2 separate regions of the Mus musculus genome follow, and region 2 is linked to region 1. Evidence: chromatin loops called from intact Hi-C (ENCODE). Cell type or tissue: heart. All regions are shown on one strand.

Evidence for each region. A loop is a pair of places that touch in the nucleus more often than their neighbours do. Peaks named below come from ENCODE experiments on the same cell type or tissue, not always from the same donor. Only the 100,000 strongest peaks of a DNase experiment are listed, where the experiment ranks them.
Region 2: it touches region 1 in a loop (4-fold over the local background); 13 of 42 quality-filtered maps call a loop at or near these places.

What each region holds. Positions count from the first base shown.
Region 1 is chrX:95,022,293-95,030,292 of GRCm38, reverse strand. It overlaps Spin4 (spindlin family, member 4), which reads left to right and starts at 3,611. Exons shown (of 1, transcript NM_178753.4): 1 at 3,611-7,786. The coding sequence starts at 4,099. The coding sequence ends at 4,848. In heart, no CTCF peak of the experiment used is centred here; a DNase peak (open chromatin) is centred at 3,542; H3K4me3 peaks cover 1,811 bases; H3K27ac peaks cover 1,629 bases.
Region 2 is chrX:95,172,027-95,180,026 of GRCm38, reverse strand. It overlaps a transcript of Arhgef9 not described here. Among named protein-coding and RNA genes, the nearest start is that of Arhgef9, 9.5 kb to the right of the region's middle. In heart, a CTCF peak has its summit at 3,900 (motif pointing right); no DNase peak of the experiment used is centred here.

The DNA of each region.
Region 1 (8,000 bases):
CCTGGCCCCTATAGGTTTGTTCAAACATGAGTCTATGGGGGCCATACCTAAACATAGCATAATGTAAAATACATTTAGTCCAACTTCAAAAGTCCCCATAGTCTATAACAGTTTCAACAATGTTAAAAGTCCAAAGTTCAAGTCTCTTCTGAGATTCATCCAATCACTTAACTGTAATCCCCAAGACAAGACAGGAAACCAGCTGGGCAAACTCCAATCTCTGCATCTCCATGTCTGATGTCAAAGCTCTCTTTAGATCTCCAACTCCTTTTTCATCTTTGTTGACTGCAACAAACAACTTCCTTCTGGGCTCCACTCCCTGTTAGCAGCTTTCCTCAGCATATAGCCCACGGCTCTGACATCTGGAATATCTTGGGGTCTCCAAGGCAACTTCAATGTTACAGCTTCTTGTTTCAATGTCTGGCATCTACACATGATCTTCTGGGCTCTTCCAAAGGGCTGACATCACTTCTCTGGTTCTGCCCTCTTTAGCATTCTAAGCTCAGGTTGATCCACTCCACTGATGCTTCTGTTCTTGGTGATCATCCCACGGTACTGGCATCTCCAATATGCTGGGGTCTTCCGCTGCATCTAGGTTTCACCAATAGCCTCTCATAGGCTCTCTCTTCGTGCCAAGCCTCAACTCCTTTACATGGAGCCTTCAGTCCTGAGCTGTTAACTACAACTGAGGCTGCACCTTCGCCAATATCCTTTCATGGCCTATCACTGTGCCAAGACTCAGCTGCTCTTCATGACCTTCATACCACCTGGGTGACTATTAAACATTACCAAGTACAGCTGCAGCAGGAGGTACAACCTTGACTATCTCTGGAACACAGCTTCTTTGTGCTCTCAGAAAACACTTCCCAGTACCAACTTCTGTCTTAGTTAGGGTTTTACTGCTGTGAAGACACCATGACCAAGGCAACTCTTATAAAGAACTTACTTATAAAGAGCTTACAGCTTCAGAGGTTCAGTCCATTATCATCAAGGTGAGAACATAGCAGACATGGTACAGGCAGAGTTGAGAGTTCTACATCTTCATCTGAGGGTCTTAAAGCCCATGCCCACAGTGACACACCTACTCCAACAAGGCCACACCCACTCCAACAGGGCCACACATTCTAATAGTGCTACTCCCTGGACCTAGTGTATACAAACCATCACAGCACCCATACATGATAATTAACACAAAGACCCACAACTGGACAATGTGCAGAAAATGAGAGATTTTAGTGTACTCTGTCCTAAGTGGCATGCCTTTATCAAACACTCTCCTCAAGGCTCAGGGGTCTATGAGGAAGATGTGGAAGAAAGACTGTAGCAACCAGAGATGGTAGATGATTTCAAAGAGATTGTGTCTTTAAGGTACAACAGGACTGATAGATGTATAGACTCACAGAACTATGATAGCACAAACAAGACCTGCTCAGGTTCAGACCTTGCAAAGTCTCAGCATTTAGAAGGAGAGATGGACATTAAATCCCATCCCTAACCAAGGAGTTACTTGCAATTGGTATCTGCTGAGAAATGGAAAATCAGTTTTCTCCAATAGAGTGTCACTGGGTATATAAATCATACTTCAAGACAGGCCAACATAAAAGAGACTCCATGTTTTTGTGTATGCTTTTTTTGTCTTATTGTTTTTGTTTGTTTGTTTTGATTTGTTTTTTTTTAGAGAGAGCATAATGTTGGGTTGGGGAAATATGATCCAATTATTCTATATTTAAAAAAAATGAATGGAACCACAACTTCAACTTTTGGATTTCAGGGAGGAAAACAAAAATAAAGACGAGTTCAATTAATCAATTCATATATGAAAAGGAGAGTTGTATTAGTTACTTTTTCTGCCTTAGACTATTTAGGATAAATGAGGAGCCATTGAAGGAATATTAAGAACAAACAGTGTGGGTTAACTGAAGTTCTCTGGGGGAAAAGCCACACATACGTTGAACTTTGTACATGGTTGATTAACTGACTCAGTTATGAGTATAATGGAGGAGTTCAGCTGTCGCAGTTCCAGAGTCACATTATCTTAAACTATCTTCACCCTCACCCCACCCAAAATGGTCATGTATTGTTCAACTCTGTGAGTGACCTAACCATTCTTCCGGCTATTAGGTAAGTTCTTTTGGAATGTGTGCACAGATCCTCGGCTTTCACTGGCCCAAAGGCAGGGAATGCTGTCAGATAGTATCTGAAGCCTACTGCAGAAGTTTCTCCGGTTTGCTATAACACGCCTACCCAAGGCTTCCCCTGATGCCTTTTAAAAGTTTCCTGATTTATAGTTCTCTTTGTTTTGCTGCTATAAAAATTTCATGAGGCCAGTTGGGTAAGAGGCTTATCTTACAAAGGAACTTGTGGCATAAACCTGTGGACTTGGGTTCAATCCATTGAATTCAAGTAAATGTGGAAGGAAAGAAGTTACTACACAATGTTATCTTCTGATTTCCACTTTTCCACTTCTGCCCCCTTCCAACATAGACACTTCATGCACACACAGGTTAATAATAAACAGCAGCGACAACACCAACAAAATTCCATGAAACTGTTACCACATTGGAACATAGAACTTGGGGTAACCTAAAGTTGTGGACCTTGGTCTTGGTCACTTATATTTGATTCTAGAATAAACCATCTTTTATTTTGAGATGAGAGCTGTGTTCTTTATGTTCACATATGGAACCATTAAAAATTGTGTTTCCAGCCTGGCATGGTGGCGCATGGTTTTAATCCCAGTACTTGGGAGGCAGAGAAGGGGGGGGGGGCATATCTCTGAGTTCGAGGCCAGCCTGGTATGTAGAGTGAGTTCCAGGACAGTCAGGGCTACCCAGGGAAACCCTGTCTCAAAAAACTGAAAAACAAATCATGTTTCCAGCATATTTAATCATGACAGAAACTACTCGTGATATAAGTGACAAAGTAAGCAAAAAAGGTATAGAAATATAAAAGTTGCTCTCAAATGCATAAGGTTATAGAAAGATATATTAATAAGAAATCAGCTTAATAAACATTTTGATGTTTGCCTGGTTTGTATGGCTAAAGTTAGTTTTGTTTTGCTTTGCTTTTTATTTCACTCAGTTTTAGAAAAGCAAATACCAGCATATTTTCCTTCCACTTAGAAAAACATACTAAAAATCGTTAGGACGAATGATCAGGTAGAAAATATAAAGGAGAGTTTAAGTTAACATGGTGGACTGTGCACGACTTTTCCCCAATCCCGCTTCAAATTTCTTAAAAAAGAAAGAAATTGTAGATTTGTTTATACAATTTCTCCCACCCCACGTATTTTTTTTTCTTTCTTTTTCACTTTTCTTTTCTTTTTCTGCTTGTGAGGAATTCCTGGAAGATAGAAAGCAGATGGAGCCTCAGTGAAGTATGCAGTTGGGCAGCAGACAGCCTGCAGGGGAGGAGGGGTGTTGTACTGTCTGGTTCTGGTGGGAATGAACCGGCTGGGGGGCCACGGGAGTAAAGGAGAGAGCCTGTGTCAGTGTGGCTGCCCCAGGAGCGGAAGGCAGGACGGAAGCGGGAGGGGTGGAGGAAAGGAGAGGGCGGGCTCAGAGGAGGAGGATTCCCTAAGCAACAAAAATCCCGGTTTCGCAGATTGGCCAAGCTGACAAGCGCTGCCAAGACCAGGCCGCGCAAAGCGCAAACTGCTGGGAGACGTGCTACTGCCTGCACTTTCGTGGCCGCGAAACATCCCTGTTATCTCCGGTCCAGGTTAACAGTCCACTTCTTCTCTGTTGCCGTTCTGCGACCGCAGCAGCGTTGACAACAGCTAAGTGGCGGATTCTGGCTGGGACGTGGGCTTGGGAGTCCGGGAAGGCGCCAGGGGCGGACAGAACGAACCCGGGAGCCCGCCATCTCTCTGGAGCCATCACTATTGCAGTCACCCCTCCCTGAAGGAGGAAAAAAGCACTAGTGAGCGGCACTCTCTGTCTCAGTTCCCAGTCAGTTAGCTCTTTTCTGACAAAATCTGAAAAGAGGACTGATACAGTCTCTCGGATCGCGAAAAATATCTGCCGTTGGACACTGCTGACTGTTAGTCAGCTTGTTAAGCAAAGAGCAGCTTTACTTTGGCCACCGAAGCCTCGAGCCATGTCTCCTCCGACTGTGCCTCCTACTGGGGTGGATGGTGTGTCCGCGTACCTGATGAAGAAAAGGCACACTCACAAGAAGCAGCGCCGTAAGCCCACTTTCCTCACTCATAGGAACATCGTGGGCTGCCGCATTCAACACGGCTGGAAAGAAGGCAATGAGCCCGTGGAGCAATGGAAAGGTACTGTGCTCGAGCAGGTCTCCGTGAAGCCCACTCTGTATATCATCAAATATGATGGCAAAGACAGTGTGTACGGACTGGAACTGCACAGAGATAAGAGAGTTTTAGCGCTGGAGATTCTTCCTGAGAGAGTTCCTTCTCCTCGCATTGACTCTCGCCTGGCCGATTCCCTGGTTGGGAAGGCAGTGGGACATGTGTTCGAAGGTGAGCATGGCAAGAAAGATGAGTGGAAGGGTATGGTGTTGGCGCGAGCCCCCATCATGGATACTTGGTTTTACATCACCTACGAGAAAGATCCGGTCCTCTATATGTACACCCTGCTGGACGACTACAAAGATGGTGACCTGCGTATCATTCCAGATTCCAACTACTACTTCCCTGCAGCTGAACAGGAGCCTGGGGAGGTGCTCGACAGCCTTGTGGGCAAGCAGGTGGAACACGCCAAAGACGACGGGTCCAAGAGAACTGGGATCTTTATTCATCAGGTGGTAGCCAAGCCATCTGTCTACTTCATTAAGTTTGATGATGATATTCACATTTATGTCTATGGCTTGGTGAAAACCCCGTAAGTTTATAGACCTCTTTGCGAAACGTGTGGAACTATCAGAGGATAAATATTTTATGTTCTCAAAATTAAGTTTTTCTGAGGTCAATTTTGAGGTCAAAAGTTCTGGACAGTGGCTAAATCTTATTGTGCCTCCATATCTTATATTGACTGTTTTCCAGTTCTGACTCAAGTATATGTTGGTACTTTTGTTCTTTGTTTTATAATTGAAATTTTAAATTGGCTGCTAAGAAAAAAAGAGAAGTGTTTGGATTCACCGAAACAACTCAAAAGTAGATAAACTGTGCAACGTGGCTTCTGCTCCCTTCCCCCTCTTTCTAATTCTTCCCCTTAGTTTGAGAATTTGGCATTTTTCTTGGGATGTTTTCCCTGCTCTCAAGCAGAAACTTCAATGTAACTTTTGTAAAACTGACTTCCATATGATATGGTTTTTGATAAATGGCACAGTCAGTCTCTGTCCGTCACTCTCATACTTCCTCTCACCAGTGTTCACAGTCCATACAGATGTGCCAAAAAGTATCCATTCTGGTATTGGTGGGCATTTATTTCCTTTTTTACTCATAATGATGTTTTATTGTATTAAGGTGCTCTTATTTCTATAGAAGTGTTATGTAGGTGTATATTTAGTTTTAAGAACTATTGCAAGGTTGCCATCCACTGGTCTTTGATGTTTGCAACGCTGACAGGTAGAACGTTCCATGGGTTCCTGATTATTTGATGTTTACCTGACTCAATGAGACTTATTTTTTTCTACTTGGGATATTTCTCTTTTTTTGTTTTGCTAATTCCTATTCTTTGTTTCTTGTCTATATATACATATATATATTCAGTTGATATTTTCCATGTAAAGTTATAGGAATTTCTACAATGAAAGTACATTTAATCTTTTTTATTTCATGTGTTAATGAACTTTATATTGTTATTAATCTTTATTGTTCACTTTACAATTTTAAAAACTTAATTTTATAATTTTTAAATGTTTATGTCTTTTATAAATTTTTAGTTTCCTATCTTCTTCAGACAGGTGTCCCTAACCTAGGTCATACCAATATTCACTTGGTTTTTCTTTTATAATCTTTATTATATTTAAATTTTTATCTACCTGAAATTCATTTTTGCATATGCTAATACATAGGGACTCAACTCTAAATATTTTGCATTACATATTCTACTGTAGAAATTACTTTTTAAAAAATCACTCTTTTTCAAATTTCTGAGTGAAAGTTAATTTTAAACATAATACCAGACCATGAGTTTCAGAAACTGGAATAACAAATTCCCTTTCAATAGTTGTTTTTCTTTCTTATTATAATTTATCCTCAACATTCATCCTTTCAAGAGAAAAAAAAACAATGCATTTTATTGATATTTTGAAAGGGTCTGATACTTATCAGAATTGCATCAATTTTCTGTATTCTTATATACAAGAATAAAATTAATAGTGATATTCTTACCACACAAGAGATTTGGTAGATCATTGAAATATTTTTATCTTGTTTTCATAACATTTTTTCATATAGGTCATTCATATCAAATGGAATTTATTTTTGCAGTTATCAAATTTTGTAATAAGTTGAATATTTTTCCATCTTATAAGTAACTTTTTATTTTTATCAATAAAGCAAATCTACAGATTTTATATTTTTATCTTTTATCCAATGAGTTTATTTAATCCTATATGTTACATTGGATGTTAAATTAGAAACTTGGATTTTCTTGATATATACAATCATTTTGTATGTAAATACAGATAATTTTATTTCTTCTAATGCTTATACTTATTAGTATAACATTAGCTGGATTTTCCAGAGCAGTGTTATGTGATGATGATGGCAGACATGCCTTTTTCTATTTCTAATTTTTATGAGAATGACTTTATTGTTTCATGTGTGACTTTGTTGTTGATTGTTGGTAAGTAGTTATTCATGTTTAGAAATTCCTTCTGTTCTTGTTTTTATATAGTATTACTATTAGAAATGTCTCCTTGATTTTATCAATGTCTTTTCAATATCCATTATTAAACATATAGTTTTTTTAATTTGTTGATGCATGATTTATTAGAAAGCTAGGTACTTAGTATTACAACAAACCTTTATTTCTGGAATAAATCCTACTTGGTTATGGTAAAATAGCCATTTATTATTTTGTCGTATTTTATTTACCAATAATGCACTTATACTTGATTTGCATTCCAAAGTAAAATTACAGTTTTAGATTACTCTTTGTATTTTTAATTGAATTAACAGACAACAGGTTGTGTCTTTTTTTCATAAGCTGTCTCTATGAAGCTTTGTCATTAAAATTCTATTAGCTTAAAAAATGACTGAGTAAAATAGCACTAGAAGTTTTTTTTTTTTTAAGTTACCTGAGACTAAGCTATAAAACATTGAAATCCTGGGAATGAATTTTATTAGGTATCTTTAATGCATTCCCTGATATTTTCTCAGTGGCAATTGGCTTTTTCAGACTTTTTGTTACTACAGAATATATATTTTTCTGTCATTTACAGAATATATATTCTCTGTCAATTACACACGAAGTTGAAAGCTGCTTATATTATAAAATTTGCTGATTATTTTTATGTGCTGTATGTCATTATGTATTAGCCCAGTTCAGAAAATGTAATAAATTCATCAGCTATAATGGTAGTATAATTATCTTTGTATTCTTTTATTTACTAGAAAAATGAGGAAAAAATTAAAAAAAATGAAAGATGTGAAAACATTTGTTTACCTCCCCTCCAAATTAGCAGATATCTATACTTTGACATGTTTACTTTAAATGCAGATTTATATTGCAATTGGTCAGTATTAATGGCTAATAAATTCATTTGCAACTACCACACCACCTCTTCTGCAGAGGCGAACACTGTCATGAATTTGGTGCTCATGTTTTATATATTTACTAAAAATAAATTATGTACAAATAAAACTATAACCAATAATAGTAGTGACTTTTGTGTTTTCTAATAATGTTCACATGAATGGCCAACTTTATTTTTATTTTTATTTTTTATGTATTTTTATTGGTTATTTTATTTATTTACATTTCTAATGTAATCACCTTCCCGGTATCAGTTTCCCCTGCACAAACCCACTATCCCACCCTCCTCCCCCCACTTCTATGAGGGTCCTCCCACACACACCCACCCACTCT
Region 2 (8,000 bases), 150 kb before region 1:
AAAAAGTAAAAAATAAAACAAATTTAAAATTATGTGAGTTCTAAGAACTAAGGAGTAAAAAAATAGAACAGGGAAAAATGGTAAAAAAGTTTGTGTGTGGGTAGTTACATTTTTAGGTTCCTATTTCTTGCTATACTTCCCTCACAAGATCGCCAAAAATCTGGTACACAATAAAAGGTCATGGTTTCTGGGATGATGCAAAAATCTTTTGAAAATATTTTATCATCTATCTAGTCATTTATTTGTACGTGTATGTTTGTATATATGTGTGCTGCTGCCATGACACCTGTGTGGTGATCAGAAGCCAACTTGCAGAAGTCAATTTTCTTTTTTCACCATTGCATCCAGGGGATCAAAGTCCATCAGTCTTGGCATCAAGTACGCTTATGTACTGAGGAAGTTTGCAGGTCCATAATACTCTATTTAAATATAAGGTGCAGATAATTATTCTTAGGCAATAGTTTTCTTTAGGTCTCTATTTGTTGTTCCCTTTCTTGCTATACAAATCATGGTGTTAGTTGTTTTGTGTCGTGACAAAATACTTGACAGAAACAACTTGAGGGAGGAAGGGTTTATTTTGGCTCAGGGTTTTGGAGGGCACAGTCCTTTAGCTCTATTAATTCTGGAATCTTGATGCATAATATCATGATAGCAAGAATGTGAGTCAGAGGAGGATGCTTATCTCATAGCTGACAAAAAGAATGAAAAAATTGTAGGGATGAATAACCTTCAAAAGCATGCCCCTAGCTAGATCCCACCTCCTGGAGATCCTATCAGCTCCCAAAATAGTGCTACCAGCTGGGAAACAAGCATTCAGCGTGATGAGCTTGCTGGGAACATTTTATATTGAAACCATAACAAGCACTAGTTTTTGCCTGGAGGATGGAAACGTTGGTTCTATGTTTGACCCTGATATTGCAGTTCTTTCCTAATCCCAAATGTATAGAGTTGTATGGATTCCAGAGCATGTTTCCTAGAACTGTCTGTTCTGGCTCTCAATCTGTTGTTCTTTCCAATTCCATAAAGCAGTGGGTAGGAGTAGCTGTAAGTCACATTTCTACTCCTTATAAAATGAGAATGATTCCTCAGGCTACTGTGAGGTACAAAGAAAAAAATGTATATGCAAGGGCCTTATATGTGAAACTGTAAAAGTTGGTTGCTAGGTAAAGAATTGATTGTTTTAATTAAGTGACTTCTTTCTTTTCTTTTTTATTAGATATTTTCTTTATTTACATTTCAAATGCTATCCCAAAAGTCCCCCATACCCTCCCCCCTGATCCCCTCCCCACCCACTCCCACTTCTTGGCCCTGGCTTTCCCCTGTACTGGGGCATATAAAGTTTGCAAGACCAAGGGGTCTCTCTTCCCAAAGATGGCCAACTAGGCCATCTTCTGCTACATATGCAGCTACAGACACGAGCTCCTGGGGGTACTGGTTAGTTCATATTGTTGTTCCACCTATAGGGTTGCAGACCCCTTCTTTTCCTCTTTTGAATCAAGTGTATGTGTACCTTTTGTACTTGTGTCGTTTCCTTTTCTGTTTGGTTTTGTCTTGTTTTGTAACCAGCAAAAGGAAGTTGGGGTAGCATTGAGCCTAAGCACCTCCTAGAAGTGAGAATAATTTCAAGAAAATACTGTGTATCATCTGTCAGTGGAATGGCAGCCACTCTTGTGAAGTCTTTGTTGACTGCTTTTGGGAGACAAGAACTTAGACTCACTTTCTGATGCGTGTCCAGTTGCCTGTTCTTTGTCCATTAGTGGTAACCTCATTCTGAAAGCTGTAGGCGGGAGTGGAGAACCTTGAGCAACTGGAATCTTCATTTAGCACAAAGCCCTAACTGAATAGATTTCATTCTATAGAGCATGCTTAAATCCATTGTGTCATTATCTTTTTGGCAGGTATTATTTGGGTCCTCTATTTATAGAAGGAAATTGAAGCTCAGAGAATATATTATTTGCCAGGAGTTGAGGGCAGAGATTGTATTCAGATCCTTAAATAGTATTATTTACTAGGATTTGCTACAGTTTTATATGTCAGAAATTTCTTTTAAGTGTTTTACATCACATGCATACCATCACTAAACCCTGACAAACAACCACAATAATGCCCCTGATTTGCAGGTGAGACATAAGAGTGGTGCTTGCTTAGAATGAAGCACAGAAAGAATACTAAGATAGTATACAATTCTAATTAAAAGACAAACAAAATACAAACCAAGGACACTAAGTAGCTTGCTTAAAGGTCATATAATTAGCCACAAATAGAGGTAAGGTTGACTCTCAGATGATTGGCTCCAGAGATCAATGCTGGGTTTTTACCTGCTAAGCTCTCCATCTTCCTCTTTGAGACAAACTCTCTCACTGAACGTGGAGATGAACCATTCGTGAATACTAGTTGGTAAACAAACTTCATGGGTCCTTCTGACTCTGCCTTGCCAGTGAAAGGTTTTCAGATACACGCTACTGCAGATATCTTTATATGCATGCTGGGGAATTGAACTGTGGTCCTTAGTCCTTGATATAAGTACTTTACCAACTGATATCTCCTAAGCCATAAAGTTTGTATTCTTAACCATTAATATATACCACTTCTAAGTCTAGGGTTTCTTCCTAGCTTGACTAAGTGAATCATTGAGCTAGATAAACAGACAGAGTGCTATGCTAGGAAGAGACATGAGGAGGCTACTCAGCAAATTTAACATTTTTTCTTATTTAACTTTTGAATAAATAATATTTGCATGGTCAAACAAAATCAATCTATAAGAATGAGTAAGTTGGTATTGTTTCTCCACCTACTATAGGGTAGGTCCATAGGGTAGGCCAATAGCTTTATAGCTTTTTATGTATCTCTTCAGAATTTTGAAATGTAGATATAATCAGAGTAAGCATATGCCTCCTCTTTTTTATCCAAAAGATCATTTATCACACATACTATTCTGTATCATGCTGCTTTAACATACTAAAATTGTATGAACTCTTCTTGTCAGTCTACAGAGAGCTTCAGAAGTGTGACCTGGGGGCTCATGGATCTCTATAAACTACTATCTTGCAAATGTCTTTTTACCAGGCTTTGGTGGTATCCAGCCTTCTCCTGACAGTTTCACTCAAGATATCACTGCAAAATTGTCTCCGGCTTCACTGAGCTATGTAAATTTTCAAACCCAGGTCCTGAAAAATTCTCCAGCTGAAATAAGTTTCCTCCTCATAACCCAATTTCAGCTTACTTATATAATATGCCTATCTAATCACTTATATATACAATTATTTTTTTTAAATTGTATTAATTCTTTGAGAATTTCATACAACTTATGTTGATCATCTTCACCCCAACTCTTCCTCTTTTATGTAATTCTTGTTTAGTATTTCTTACAAGGAAAATTCTAAAGTTAATGTGATGATGAGTGTTTAGTGTCCTGAATGTCCATCCAGTGACCTAGAGTTGAAATGAAGCTTGCAAATAAAACTCAGGCGTGAAAATTAGAGTGGTAGCTCTCCAAATGAGTCATGGGAACCAGGAAAGTAACTATTTAGGAGCTTAGGCTCCAAAACTAAACACTGGGTCATAATACTAACAAACACATTCATAGTCTGTCTCGATCTTGAATTGATGCAAATATGGTTTTAACTACCCCAGAAAGATAATAACCCTAAGGGGAACCATTGCCCTTCCTCTGCACAGCCTTTTGGATCTTTCCTATTCTTTCCTAGCAAGTCTTCTCTGTACCCTGAGTAGAGACAGATGGCCTGGCCTACAAGCTTGTTTGAAATAGAACTGAAATTGTCCAAAAATAAATGTGAAATAGGATTGAAATAGATCTAAGCAAAGGAACAGGAGGAAATTGCAGTTCTTCTGTATTTATTCACATGCTTATTCATGCCTGTTGGCCACAGGAGGGCGGTATAGGAAGCATTTCCTGAAAAAAGACCTCCCGGTGGCCACCAGGGAACAGAAATCGGAAGGGGTACTTCAATTCTTAGCCAGTAGGCTGGATCTTTTAGTTCCTTGTGGAGTTCTTACTATCCAAGGCCCTTAAAGGGGCTGGGCTTAGCTGTGCAGCCAAGGTTGGTATTCACAGGCTGCAGCTGATGCTTTCTTTCTATGATGAGTATCTTCTATATCCTACTTTGAGTCAAGAGTCCTGAACTTTGTCCTTTATCCATTTAGGCATGGGTTCATTTGGTTATGCAGGCATTAGACATGTTATTGTTGTGTGCTAAACACTGTTTTAGGAGCCTAGAGTAGAGCAGTTAAGAAAAATAGTCTCTGCTTCCACAGAGCTTCCATTCTATAAAAGGGAAACAATAAATCTATAAGCAAAGAATTGTGTAATAGTGCAGGTCACGACAAAATTTTTAGGAGAAAAGTAAGCTAAAGGGTTAGTTAGGAAGTGACATACGGTGTTAGAGAATGTGGTCAGGGTAGAGCAGTTTTGAGGAGGTGAGAGAGCTAAACTTGTACCTATCCAGGAGAAAAGGATTCATAGACAGTCTGATTCACTATCCTTCTTTGATTCCTCTCTAAAAGTCTACCCACTATGGTCTAATTATAGGCAATCTACTTATTTAACTACAGCTAGTAATTCATCATCTAATGTCCAGGGAACCACCTCAGGACCAAGTCCAGCCTGTTCCACCTTCAGCCAAATTGTTGAGGATTTAAAACAATCAGTGCTTTATTTTAAGCTACAACTGAAAAGGAGCTTTTTGAAAAATAAGGACATGAAGAGACTTGTCTAAAGTTACAAACCTACCAAGAAACAGAGATTGAACTTGTATGTGAAAGTTTCACTTTTTTTTAATCTACATTTTCCTATAAGTTACTCAAGGCATTGTGGATATGCCTTTGAACATCAACTGTTTGGTGAGTTCTTTCTAATGAAGAATAAACAGATAAGTGTTTAAAATAAGAATGATGATAGACCTACTCTGTTCCCCATTTTCACTTCCAGCTTGATACTTGAATACATGGTCTGAAGGATATAGAGTGAAAGGCTGGTCATGTTAAGGGCTAGAGATATGGTTTGGTGATTTAGAGCACTGTTGTTCTTGCAAATGACTGAAGTTAGGTTCCCAGCACCTACCCTGAGTGGCTCACATTCCCCTATAAATTGAAGCTCCAAGGGATCTGATATCATCTGGCCTCTGCAGGTACCTGGACACAAGTCAGCATACACACATATAGACAAATATGCACATAGATAATAATTAAAACATAATAAAGAAAATGTTATGTTTATCTTTCTGGAAAGTGTTGTGTAGGGGAAAGTATTTAGGAGGGATTTGAGTTTGACACCCTCATGGATTACTTACAACACTTGAGAGAGCCATTGCTCTGAAATGGAGAAAAAGTGTAAGCTTTGAAAACAAATTTCAGAAAAAAAAAAAGAAAACAAATTTCAGTCCTCCTATTTCTATATCCTACATATATGGTTGTGGCCAGATGATGCAAACACTTAGCTGTAATTTCTCCCTCTTTAAAGTAATGATAATAATTTCATCTTCTAAGAATAATGGGAATAGTTCAATAAAAATACATTTTAGCCCAGTACCATGGGTGCCCAGCACGTGCCCCACTACTGCTTCACATATATTATAGAGAAGATTTCTATCTATCTAGGAACATTGGAAAGAAACAATTGATTATTCCTTCATTCTACAATTCACACTCTAATCATTAACAACTTCATTAATTATCTGACTTTGTTTGGAACACTTAACATATAGCATTGAAATTATGTGCATCATTGGCTGTCTTCTCCGTTAGAATGCAAGCTCTCCGAGAAGCTTGTTTGGCTGTCAGAATAAGTGCTTATTGAATTGGGCTTATTTTATAGTCGTGCAGATGTCTGTGCTGAATAATTAAACAGGTGTTCTTGTTCTCTCAAACAGAATGGACAGACATAAAAGAGCATCTAGTAACATAAATAAAAGTAGTATAAGGAACACAAATGAACAAATAGGATTCAGTACCTGTAGACTGGCCGTGACAAGCAGGAAGAGTTACTAAGTAGGGTGGGTTGGGGATTAATTTACCAGTCAGTAAATACAGTGTGAGAGGGATAAAGTTAAAATGTAAAAACTTTCTTGAGAGTACTTCCTGGAAGAAGTGGGACTTTAGTATCTGCTTGAAACATGATAAACAAAACCCAACCAGGAGTTAACCTTTCTCTGCCAGAAAGAAGAGTTTCATACCTAGAAATCTTCTTTTGGATCTGGCAGAGTAGAACAGTGAAACATGTAATGGGCTGTTTATGCATCTAATCGATACTGTAACAGACAAGGGATTTACCGTTTATATCAGAAGAATAGCTTATTAATTAGGTCAAAAGAAGGCAGGGGGCTGAGTAGTAAACTAGAATATTACTTCAGCTTAGGGGAGCAGGCTGCTGGGTGGGGATGAGGGGCTTCAGGTTGTATCGGATGTTGCCTCTATTTGGGAGAGGTGCAGTTTCATGGTGTGTAGTTTGAGTTGTGCTAAGGACTATCTAGGTTGGCCGGTGTACAGTTCTGGGAGGTTAGAATGATCCACATTGTAAGTTATTTTCAGTTGTGCAGTTTCTGCCATGCAAATCAGGGTCATGTACATTAAAGTCCTGTGTGATTGATCAAGGGTGCCAAAATGCAGCTCTGTGGTGTCAAGTTACAGTATTTCTGAACCATGCTTGTAAAAATTTCTAATGGGGACCAATTCCATTTTCTGGTCTGTTATTAATGACCTTCCCTCTGCAAAGCCCAGGTCAAGACATTGAAGCAGTTTATCCCTATGACTCAGGATATGCATTATCATATAACAGAATATTGGCTTTGGGGCCATATTGTTTGGATTTATATTTGTATTCGACTAATTGCTAGGAATGCTATATTGGACAAGTTATTCGACTCACTTTGACCCAGCTTTTACATAGCTAGAATTTGCAAAATATTATATATTTCATAGGGTTCTGAGTATTTAAATAGTTAACACATTGAAGGGGCTCAGAATAGTACCTGGCACAGAATAAGTACTTTATAAGTGTTAATGGTTATCATTTTCTGTGGAACTGTATATGGGTCCTAAGAACTAGTGTGAATTTGGAAATACTTATATTCCACATTCTTTCATGAATGAATAGCTTCTTATCCATAGCCATGACAGTAGTGAAAACACCTGTCTCAAAGTGATAGCTATGAACTGAGATTTACCCAAAGTTTTCGGGGTTATCTCTAGATGGAAGAATTTTCTCATCATTGTGGGAATTTGTGTGGAAAGTAGGTAATCAAGACATTGCAGAAAGCAAGAGAGTCCCAGAAACTTTCATATTAGTAGTAGAAAGGGTGGATAAGGGGTGGAAGGTATTGTTGTTTAAATTGAGTGAGTTTTTTGGGTTTGTTTTACGCTTTGAGTACAAGTTCCTACATTATCATTGGTTCCATTAAGAAGCCTTAGATCAAATGCCATGCTGCGAGTGTAGACTTTTGAGACTCAAAGCATAAGAATTTTGGTCTCTATTTGCTAGTAGTTAGCTGTGTAATCTTGAACAGATTGCTTTTCTCTATCCGAGAACCTGGAATATGAAAGTTTTGATTTTCTCTGTGATCCCACAAGGCCTTGCCACTCTGGTTGGAATATAGGACTCTGAGTGCAGGCTAGAGAAGGAAGCCACATTTTTGCATTTAACAAATGATTATGAAGTACTTGAGAGATGTGACATACTGTGGTGGATGTGGGGGAAGACAGCATGGTCAGAGAAAGCCTAGACTGGAGGAGGTGACACCCGAACTGTGCTTTGTAGTAGGGAATGGGAAGATGGCAACAATTTGCCTAGTCTGTAAAACTAGAAAGCCTGATAGAGTACCAGAACTGCTGAAGGTTCTGTGTAGCTGCAGAGTAGAAAATGAAAGTGCACTGGTAAAAGCTGAGGTTAAAGAAATCGAAGAATACCATGTGGGCAGGACATTGTATGCCATGCTATAGAATTTGCCATTAAGAGCAATAAGAGCAGTGGGGAGCCACTGAAGACA